2 separate regions of the Homo sapiens genome follow, and region 1 is linked to region 2. A link is an interaction called in ENCODE POLR2A ChIA-PET data of the cell type or tissue named here. Cell type or tissue: MCF 10A. All regions are shown on one strand. Each heading gives the region's core, and the rest is flanking DNA. Links, peaks and the distances in the headings are about the cores only. Region 1 overlaps ADGRV1 (adhesion G protein-coupled receptor V1). Region 2 overlaps LOC107986432 (a long non-coding RNA gene).

The links. Peaks named below come from ENCODE experiments on the same cell type or tissue, not always from the same donor. Only the 100,000 strongest peaks of a DNase experiment are listed, where the experiment ranks them.
Region 1: POLR2A ChIA-PET joins it to region 2 with 6 read pairs; 5 of 35 experiments call an interaction of 5 or more read pairs at or near these places.

Annotation. Positions count from the first base shown.
Region 1 is chr5:91,144,253-91,149,636 of GRCh38, forward strand. All of the region lies in intron 87 of ADGRV1 (adhesion G protein-coupled receptor V1), which reads left to right. Among named protein-coding and RNA genes, the nearest start is that of LUCAT1, 170 kb to the right of the region's middle. In MCF 10A, for the core only: no CTCF peak of the experiment used is centred there; DNase peaks (open chromatin) are centred at 2,229 and 2,849.
Region 2 is chr5:91,217,237-91,222,620 of GRCh38, forward strand. All of the region lies in intron 3 of LOC107986432 (a long non-coding RNA gene), which reads right to left. Among named protein-coding and RNA genes, the nearest start is that of LUCAT1, 94 kb to the right of the region's middle. In MCF 10A, for the core only: no CTCF peak of the experiment used is centred there; a DNase peak (open chromatin) is centred at 2,065.

The DNA of each region.
Region 1 (5,384 bases), core at 181-5,180, 73 kb before region 2:
GCCATCGCTACCATCAATAGTGGGTATGGTCAATCCAAATATTACTGAGGACACTTTCTTGTTTGTTTTTAGAGGCAGGGTCTGGCTCTGTTACCCAGGCTGCAGTGCAGTGATGCAAACATGGCTCACTGCAGCCTCAACCTCTTGGGCTCAAGCAATCCTCCTGCTTAGCATCCTGAGTAGCTGGGATGGCAGGTGTGTGCTACCATGCCTGGCTAATTTCTTTTTTATTTTTTGTAGAGATGGGGTCTCTAGGTTGCCCAGGCTAGTCTCAAACTCCTGGTCTCAAGTGATCTTCCCACCTTGGTCTCCCAAGCCACTGGGATTACAGGCATGAGCCACCACGCCCAATCTAACAAAAGACTTTTGAAAGCATTTTTTATGATTATAGTAGGAGAGCCAACAAAATAATCAAAATGGTAATGCATAGAAAGAATTCCCTTCCCTGTAAGCTTTCACTAGGTAAAGAATAGGAAGAACAGATGGATTATATAGGTCCAGCTTCTAAAACAGTTAAGCTGTTATATTGTAAGGTATTGTTGTATTTGTGAGTAACTTGAGATTAGGAGCCAAATATTTTATCCTTACGTCTCAGTGCTTGCCAATGCACGTAGTGGGTGATCAGCAATATTGGATTAAATAATTGAGAATCCAGATTCTCTCTTATAATTCTTTCACAGACTGGCATACAAAAGGGAGCCTGAGATTTAACATGCAGTGTTTGGAACGGGGACTTGTTTTTATCCTGAGGTCAGAAACCTCCACAGCTGAGTACTTTGGATAATGAAAGTCCATTTTCTATATTTGCCCAGCTTGGGCTGGACACAGGCAAATGTCATACAATCTGCGTTTAAACATTCTTTTCTTTCCATTTTAAGCATTTGTGTTTCCTGCAGCACATCTAAAAGATTCACAATATTTACTGTATATTTCTATGCTTTTAAGAAAAAAAAACATGCAGCTTTCACATGCAAGTTATTTTCAGCAGGCAGTTCCTTTCCTGAAACACAAAAGGCTAGATATAAAAACAAACAAGAGGGAGAATACACTGTTTTAACAAATGGGTCCTCAGAGATGGATTTTAAAGCATGGATTTTGTTTCCCGATCTAGCTTTTACCCTATCACTTCACAACACTGAGAGAAATCCTGAAATAAATCAGTAACGTTTGCACAATTTTTAAGGCTGACAGTTTTATTTTTTTCCTGTTTTGTCTATTGCTGTAGCCAATTTAATTAGGTCATACCCATGTGAAAAGTTTGTTGTACAAGAAAAATTTTGGATGTGTGTGAGTATTTTCAGGAAGATTTGTTTCTGCTAATGTTCATGATGTCCTTTGCACATGAAACTAATTCACTTATTATCATACACAATTTAGAATATTATTATTGTTTCCAAAAAAAAAAACAACTCTAATTCAAGGGGAAATACATGTTTGTTTACTTTTAGATCATGGTTAGAGCAATTACACTTTATTTTTAGCAGATAAACCACTGATTTTAAAACATATTTTTTTAACAATACAGATTAGATGCCAACCCAAGAAGGGATCATTTGAGTAGAAAGGGGAGAAAGGACTAAATTATAATAGTATTCCAGAAGTGGCAGCAGAAATCAAACACTAGCCTACATACCTAGAGCATTGCCCTCTAATTTCACTTTTATAAAAGTTGTTTGTAATTCTTAGGTCCTGGGTATTTTCTAATAGACTTTTTATGATTATACCAACAGAGGTAAGTTTCAGGCCCACAAGAAAGTTATTGCTTCTACACTCCCAGAAATGTTAAGAACCACGGGAGAATGCCATTTTTCGCAAAATGAAGATACTTATTCATGTTTTCTGAAAAATCTTGATGTTAACTCCTTTTCCTCTTTAATGAGCTGAATGCCTTGCTTTTATTTTTATGTATTTAATAATTTTAGTAACTATTTAATTGAGATTCTTACTTGCTTCCGAAACATCAGGATAAATAGATACAAGAGGCACAATTTAACATATTTTATTGGCTGAACATAAAGGTCACAATTACCAAGCTTTATAGACACACCATTAGAAGTATACAGTAGATCCTTTGTAGAGACCATGAATGAGAGCCAGTGTAGGCGATGTCAGGAACAGCAATACAAATTTTGAGTTGCTGTCTGTGACGAAAGCCCAGCAATTGTCAAGAGTTTGACTGGGTCGCAAAAGAATTTAAAGGGCCAGCAGCTCTTTAAGAATGCATGCGTTAGCTTTATCCTTATGTAACATTTACTGTGAGGCAAGGCATGCCAAATATTAAGCAATCTACTGAATTCTGCTGAGTCCCTACCCAGTGATTCTATTTTCAAATGAGATAAGTAGGTGAGATATACAAATGAAATCAGAGGCTTGATTAATGCTGCCCATCCAGAAATCTACAATGTGAATGGATCACTATTAGTACCCCAGTTTCAGCATTTTCCTAAGAAAAAATGGAAATAAGTGAAATAGATGGGAAAATATGGTACTTTTTTGGAAGTTAAGAAGTTTGCTTTCTAAAACAAAATGTACATAGCTAATCAGATATACTTCTGCAATTCTGTTTTCATGTATTAATAAAGCTAGATTTCAGCATCACTTAAGTTTTTACCAAGAAAAGAATTTGAAGCTGGGCATGGTGGCTTGCACCTGTAATCCCAGCCCTATGGGAGGCCAAGGTGGGCATATCTCTTGAGCTCAGGGATTCAAGACCAGCCTGGGCAACATGGCAAAACCCCATCTGTACAAAAAATAAAAATAAAAAACTAGCCAAACATGGTGAAACACGCCTGTGGTACCAGCTACTGAGCAGGCTAAGGTGGGAGTATCGCTTGAGCCTGGGAGGCAGGTTGCACCACTGCTGTGATTGCACCACTGCACTCCAACTGAACTCCAGTCTGGGTGACACAGCAAGACCTTGTCTTAAAAAAAAAAAAAAAAAAAAAAAGATTTGTTAGTGAGATGTCAGTTTTCCTAAATTACATTGACTAAATTTTTTGTGACATTCAAAATTTGCCATGGTCTCTTGCTAGATTCCTAACATGTTCTGTAAATTCTCAGCTTTTAGTAGAATTTGAAGAATGCTTGTGGAAAATCAACAATGCTTTCAACCATTGGTATGGTTTGGTTCTATGTCCCCACCCAAATCTCGCCTTGGATTGTAATAATCCCCATGTGTCAAGGGCAGGACCAGATGGAAGCAGTTGGATCATGGGGGCAGTTTATCCCATGCTGTTCTCATGATAATGAGTGCATCTCATTAGATCTGATGGTTTCATAAGCATCTAGCATTTCTCCTGCTTGCACGCATTCTCTCTCCTGCCTCCCTGTGAAGAGGTGCCTTCTGCCATAATTGTAAGTTTTCTGAGGCCTCCCCAGCTGTGTGGAACTGAGTCAATTAAACCTCTTTTCTTTATAAATTACCCAGTCTCGGGTATTTCTTTATAGCAGTGTGAGAACAGACTAATACAGTAAATGGGTACCTCAGAGAGTGGGGTGCTGCTATAAAGCTATCCAAAAATGTGGAAGCGCCGTTGGAACTAGGTAACAGGCAGAGGTTGGAACAGTTTGGAGGGCTCAGAAGAAGACAGGAAAATGTGGAAAAGTGTGGAACTTCCTAGAGATTTGTTGAATAGCTTTAACCAAAATGCTGATAGTGATGTGGACAATGAAATCCAGGCAGAAGTGGTCTCAGATAGAGACAAGGAACTTGTTGGGAACTGGAGTAAAGGTGACCCTTGCTATGCTTTAACAAAAAGACTGGTGTCATTTTACCCCCTCCCTAGAAATCTGTGGAACTTTTGAACTTGAGAGAGATAATTTAGGTTATCTGGCGGAAGAAATTTCTAAGCAGCAAAGCATTCAAGAGGTGACAAAGCATAAACGTTTGGAAAATTTGCAGCCTGACGATGCAGTAGAAAAGAAAAACCCATTTTCTGGGGAGAAATTTGAGCTGGCTGCAGAAATTTGCATAAGTAATGAGGAGCCAAATGTTAATCGCCAAGACAATGGGGAAAATATCTCCAGGCCATGCTAGAGACCTTCACCGCAGCCCCTCCCATCACAGGCCCGGAGGCCTATGAGAGAAAGATGGTATCCTAGACCTGGTCCAGGGCCCCGCTGCTGTGTGCCATGTGTGCAGTCATGACTCTAAGGGGCTAAGGTACAGCTCAGGCCATTGCACCAGAGGGTGCAAGCCCCCACCCAGCCTTGGCAGCTTCCACATGGTGCTGGTCCTGTGGGTACACAGAAGACAAGAATTGAGTTTGGGGACCTCTGCCTATATTTCAGAGGGTATATGGAAATGCCTGGACACCCGGGCAGAAGTTTTCTGCAGGGGTGGAGCCCTCATAAAGAACCTCTGGTAGGGCAATGCAGAAGGGAAATTGGGGTTGGAGCCCCCACACAGAGTCCCCACTGGGGCACTGCCTCAGTGAGAAGAGGCCCACCATCTTCTAGACCCCAGAATGGTTTATCCACAAACAGCATGCACTGTGTGCCTGGAAAAGCCACAGACACTCAAAGCCAGCTTGTGAAAGCAGCTGGGAGGGGGTCTGTAATGTGCAAAGCCACAGGGGTGGAGCTGTCCAAGGCCGCGGGAACCCACCTCTTGCATCAGCGTGAACCTGGATGTAAGATATAGAGTCAAAGATCATTTTTTGACTTTAAGGATTAATGACTGCCCTATTGGATTTTGGACTTGCATGGAGTCTGTTGCCCCTCTGTTTTGACCAATTACTCACATTTGGAATGGGTGTATTTACCCAATGTCTGTATCCCCATCATATCTAGGAAGCAACTAACTTGCTTTTGATTTTACAGGCTCAGAGGTGGAAGGGACTTGCCTTGTCCCAGATGAGACTTTGGAGTTGGACTTTTGGGTTAATGCTGGAATGAGTTAAGACTTTGGGAGACTGTTGGAAGGACATGATTGTGTTTTGAAATGTGAGGACATGAGATTTGGGAGTGCCCAGGGGCGGAATGATATGGTTTGGCTCTGTGTTCTCCACAACTCACCTTGAATTATAATAATCCCCATGTGTCAAGGGCAGGACCAGGTGGAAATAATTGGATCATGGAGGCAGTTTTCTCTGTGCTGTTCTCATGATAATTAGTGAGTCTCATGAGATCTGATGGTTTTATAAGCGTCTGGCATTTCCCCTCCTTGCACTCATTGTTTCTCCTGCCACCCTGTGAAGAGGTGCCTTCCACCATGATGTTAAGTTTCTTGAGGCCTCCCCAGCCATGTGGAACTGTGAGTCAATTAAACCTCTTTTCTTTATAAATTACCCAGTCTTGGCTGGGCACGGTGGCTCACACCTGTAATCCCAGCACTTTGTGAGGCTGAGGTGGGTGGCTCACTTGAGGTCAGGAGTTCGAGACCA
Region 2 (5,384 bases), core at 146-5,145:
TTGGGCAGATACAAAAATATCTTATAGAAAGCACACTCAGACCACAGGAGGGATTGGTATCTACAACAGCAAATTGATAAGCTGTAGGGAAAATTCTTTCCCTCTGGCTTTCTTGCTGGTTTTCTCTATTTCTCCCTTCCTCATCTATTCCTTCTCCCTCTCCCTCCCCATCTCCAACCCATGGTTCCTCATCTCTTCTCCCTGTGTGTTTTTCCTTCTTCCTCTATGTGTGCTGTTCTCTGCCGGTCCATTCGCGAGATAGGCCTGGCTTCCTGTAGCTCCAGGGAATCTCTTCATTTCAAACAACCAGTAGTTAACTGGTATTCTTGTCCCAGGTCCAAACTCTCAAGTTGAAATATTTAGTTGGCCTAGCCTAGATCAGGTGTCCACCATGGTTCCATGAGATCTGGTCAGTTAGTTCCATCTAACTGCCAAGGTATCTACTTTTGTTGGGGAGTTGGGAGAGACACCAAGTAGCAGAAAGGGGAATTACGGACTAAACAAGCAGCTTCATTTAGTTCTACAACCCTTTGCAACCTTGTCCCAGGCTCTTGCGTGGTGTCCTTAGTCTCCAGCCCCTATCCCAAGAGTTTTCAACCTCTTACAACACTGTTTCTCACGGTGTTGTCCAGGTCGCTTGCATCAAAGTGTGTTCATTAAAAATGTGGATACCTAAGCCCCTTACTCCAGACCTATTCCAGAAGCCTTGTGTGTTAAATACACCTTAGGGACTGGTTTGAAAATCTCAGTGCTAAGAAGACTGTATTGGAAAACTCACTCTGAGTTTTGAATAAACTTTTGAAATAATAATTATAGATATAATTATGATATTAATAGATAATATTTATTAAATATTATAATAATAATCCTATAAATAATTATGTTATATAATTATAGATAATATATATTATTTTATAAATAACTATTATAGATAATATTTATTATAAATAATTATTATTACAGATATTTATTATAGATAATAAATGTAAAACACTAGTTATAAAAAGTATATAGCACTCTCTAGATTAAAAGGATATTTATTTTTGAATTTCAGAAAGTACAGAGAAGTTGCTATTATGCCAAAAGTAATATGCAGAATTTTCTTCTTTATTTACATGCCATACCATTTACTTTGTGCATCCACAATTCCTATTAAGTCTGTAAGGAGCCCAAGAAATCTGCATTAGTGTTTATCACATTTCTGGCTTTTTCACAGCCATCTTGATGAGTCCCTATTCTGAGTTTATTTTCTCTTCATTTCTAGCTCTATCTAGATAATCCTAACATGTTTATCTCAATACAACTATGTACTAGGTCTCAACATCAAATGCCACTGCCACTCTCCTATGAAAGTCATCTACAACAAAACTTACGCTAGTCCTCCTTACCTACGGATTGATCATCAGTACACACTCATTTTCTCTGACTAAATTCTCTCCTTCACTATTTCTCCAAGCTTGTGCTTCTCAAATTTGGATACATACATTTCCAGGGAGGTATAATTTTAGATCAGGAGCCATAAGACAATGTTTCTCACTGGAGCATTTATTTAAGTGAGGATTTGGATGATTAAATAACTTAACTGGAAAGCAACTATATGAGTTATTTTTGTCTTAAATAAGACCTGGATATGTTAAATAGAAAGATACAAATTTACATTAAATTTTAAGAAAAAAGGTGGGCCTTCAAAAAATATGTGCTATGTCCTCCAAGTTCCCAATCTTGGGTGCCTTATTTACTTGATAATATGTTATCAGTTTAGCTGATCTTCTTGAAACACACACATTCAACAACTATGCAAGTACTAGTTTAAACGATAAGAAAAGCTTGCAGAAAAATGTCAGTCAGGCCCAGCATATCATCTCCCCTTTCTATCTCATTCTAACTGAATCCCAAGGGTCGCTGGTTTTCAAGGGGTTGGGTCAGAGCCAAAAGAAAGCAATTTCATTTTCAAGTAAGTGTAGCATTCAGTAGATCTTGAGCAAAGTAAATATCCTCGGAGCTGGTTTCATAATAGGTTCCTCCTATGAAGACTGGCTCCAACCAGTTCTTGGGAAACGTGCTTACAGACAAGAATTGCCCAACTGATTTCAGTAGACAAGAAAGTACACAGGGCAGCAGAGGTCAAGCCAATGACTGTACAGCCTATACACATCTTTATGGATAAATTAATCCCCAAAACAATGGCACATACTTACTTAGTATTAAGACTTAGATAACACAATCTAAAGAGCTCAAGGCATTCTTCATAAAAACTTAAAAGTAAACAATGATGTTCATTCTTTTCTGGCTGACAGGGTGAAAATTACCTCCATGGGGCTTGGCCATACAGATAGCTTGAGTAGACAGCTGCCCACACAGTGTAATTTGAGGGGAGCCACAAGGTTCTGTCTGTTGGAAAACATATTCCCCTTTGATTTCTCAGAGCATAGCCTTCCCCAGATTCCTGGCTTCCATTCTCACCATTAGTCACCAGAGTTAGATACTAAGTAGAAGCAGTACGTCCATAAAGTCATTGCGGAAATGTATACTTAAATGACCTGAGAGGGGCATTGGGTTTTTTCCCATTTATACAATAAAACACATTCACACATTAACATGGATTAGTTTACCTTGGTTAATTGTCAATCTGGAAAGCAAATGCTAGGATTCTGATGGCATGTGACATAAAATAGTAAGCTTTTGATGACAATTGAGGCATGGGTTTCATGGGAATCAGAAGACCTGGTTGGGCCCAGCAGAGGGCACTCTAGGAAACCAGCACAAGAAGATTAGACACAACATAGTAGAGATAGACTTACTAAATTTAGCTTTTTATTCCTTTGTAATTTTTGCTAAGCCAGCCCCGACCACCACAAAGCAAATAGGACCACTTTAAAGTTAACTGGTCATGAGTAGAGTGCCCAGGAGGCAGCAAATTGCTTCTGAATTCTGAAAGTGCCAAAACAATCGTCATCATCATCATCATCACCACTACTAAAAGCCATATACATTTCTCAATAGCTTCTGGTAGAATCAATCGCTTTCATCCCTCTGGTGGGTAATATAAAGGAGCTGGCAGAAAACATGGAGAAAGAGAATTAGAAAGGCCAGAGGAAACTCACAACTGATAAGCAGAGGCTGGGGATGGTAGTAAAAAGACAGCTAAGGCTGAACACAGAGGTTCATGCCTATAATCCTAGCACTTTGAGAGGCCAAGGCAGGAGGATCACTTGAGCTTGGGAGTTCAAGACCAGCCTGGAGCCAGGCGCGGTGGCTCACACCTGTAATCCCAGCACTTTGGGAGGCCAAGGTGGGTGGATCACCTGAGGTCAGGAGTTTGAGAGCAGCCTGGACAACGTGGTAAAACCCTGTCTCTACTAAAAATACAAAAATTAGCCGGGCATGGTGGTGCGTGGCTGTAATCCCAGCTACGTGGGATGCTGAGGCAGGAGAATCGCTTGAACCTGGGAGGCAGAGGTTGTAGTGAGCCGAGATTACGCCACTGCACTCCAGCCTGGGTGACAGAGTGAGACTCTGTCTCAGAAAGAAAGAAAGAAAGAAAGAAAAAGAAAGAAAGAAAGAAAGAAAGAAAGAAAGAAAGAAAGAAAGAAAGAAAGAAAGAAAGAAAGAAAGAAAGAAAGAGAAAGAAAAAAAGACCAGCCTGGACAACATAGCGACACCCCATCTGTACAAAAAATACAAAAATTAGCCAAGTGTGGTGGTGCACACCTGTAGTCCCAGCTACTAGGAAGGCTGAAGTGGGAGGACTGCTTGAGCCCAGGAGGTCGAGGCTGCAGTGAGCCGAAATTACACCACTGCACTTCAGACAGGGTGACAGAGCGAGACCCTGTCAAAAAAAAAAAAGACAGCTAAGATAACATCGTCACTGATTGCCACGTAAAGTAGATTGCTGGAATGGCTACAAAATTCTTTTACTATCTGACACTGGTTTGTTCACATACCTGTAAAGTATTTATAGAAATTCACAGATAGATCAGGTAGAGCCAGATCAGTTAACTCTTAGAGAGCCAGAGGACACTTTCTCCACACAGCAAATCAAATTGTTCCTGAGGAAAAGCATGGAGTTCACTTTAGGTACACAAAGATAATCCCAACATAGACTTGACAGTGTGCTTGCTGTAAAAATGAGTTTTGAAAAATTATCAAAAAAATTAATAATCAGTGATCATGTAGAGCAAAACACAGGTATCCAACACATTAGGTTAATGCAAAAGGAATTGCGGGTTTTACCGTTTTAAAAGTAATACAGCAAGGCCAGGCGCAGTGGCTTATGCCTGTAATCCCAGCACTTTGGGAGGCCGAGGTGGGTGGATCACTTGAGGTCAGGAGTTCGAGACCAGCATGGCCAACATGGTGAAACCCTGTCTCTACTAAAAATACAAAAATTAGCTGGGCGTGCTGGCGGGTGCCTGTAATCCCAGCTACTGGGGAGGCTGAGGCAGGAGAATCACGTGAACCCACGAGGCGGAGGTTGCAGTGAGCTGAGATTGCACCACTGCACTCCAGCCTGGGTGACAGAGTGAGACTCCATCTCAAGAAAAAAAAAAAAAAAAAAAGCCAGTTGCACCTATAATCCCAGCTACTCAGGAGGCTGAAGTGGGAGGATCGCTTGAGCCTAGCAGTTTGAGGCCAGCCTGGGGAACAAGGTGAGACCCCCATCTCCAAAGTAACAAGAATAATAATAATAAAAATAATAATTTGTCTTTAACAATGATCCTATCTTCTGACCTAAACCAATATAAAAGTGTTAATCTTTGATGAGAGAAGAGGATATAGGGAAGGTCAAGGGCTAGAATTGTCCCTGTCACTGTATTTATTATACCTTTTGTTGTTTATCTTGCTCCACTGTACTGTATACATTTTCTGTGTGCAGAGACAAAGTGCTTGGGCTTGGTAAATGCTCAGTAAACATTGATTGATTGAATAAACACAATACTTTACTTAGGGCTGAGGTAGAACTTGAGTGATAGCACAATTGGAGGTGATAGGAGGAAATCTAGTCAGGCTGATGGAACTTGGTGCACAGTATGTGTGCTTACGGGCAACAGGTATCAGTGATATCCAAAAAAGAAGTTCTCGACAAGCCATTGGTCAAATGGCAGAAGCCCAAATATGGGAAATCCAGAAGTGGCAGCACGCAAAAGTACATGTACATGGAGAGATAGAATTAGGAAAATCTGTCAGCCAATAGCCAAATCCCGCCATTGGATTGGTGTCAGAGGAGATTACAGTCATTGAGAAGGCATCCACATCAACAAGGCAGAGGCCAGGTTCTAGAATATAAAGTTATCAAGATAGAAATACAGATGTTTTTAGAAGTGGGAGCTTCCAAAACCAGGTTAAACGGAAGCAGTGGTTCGGTTTCATTAAGAAGGAAAGCA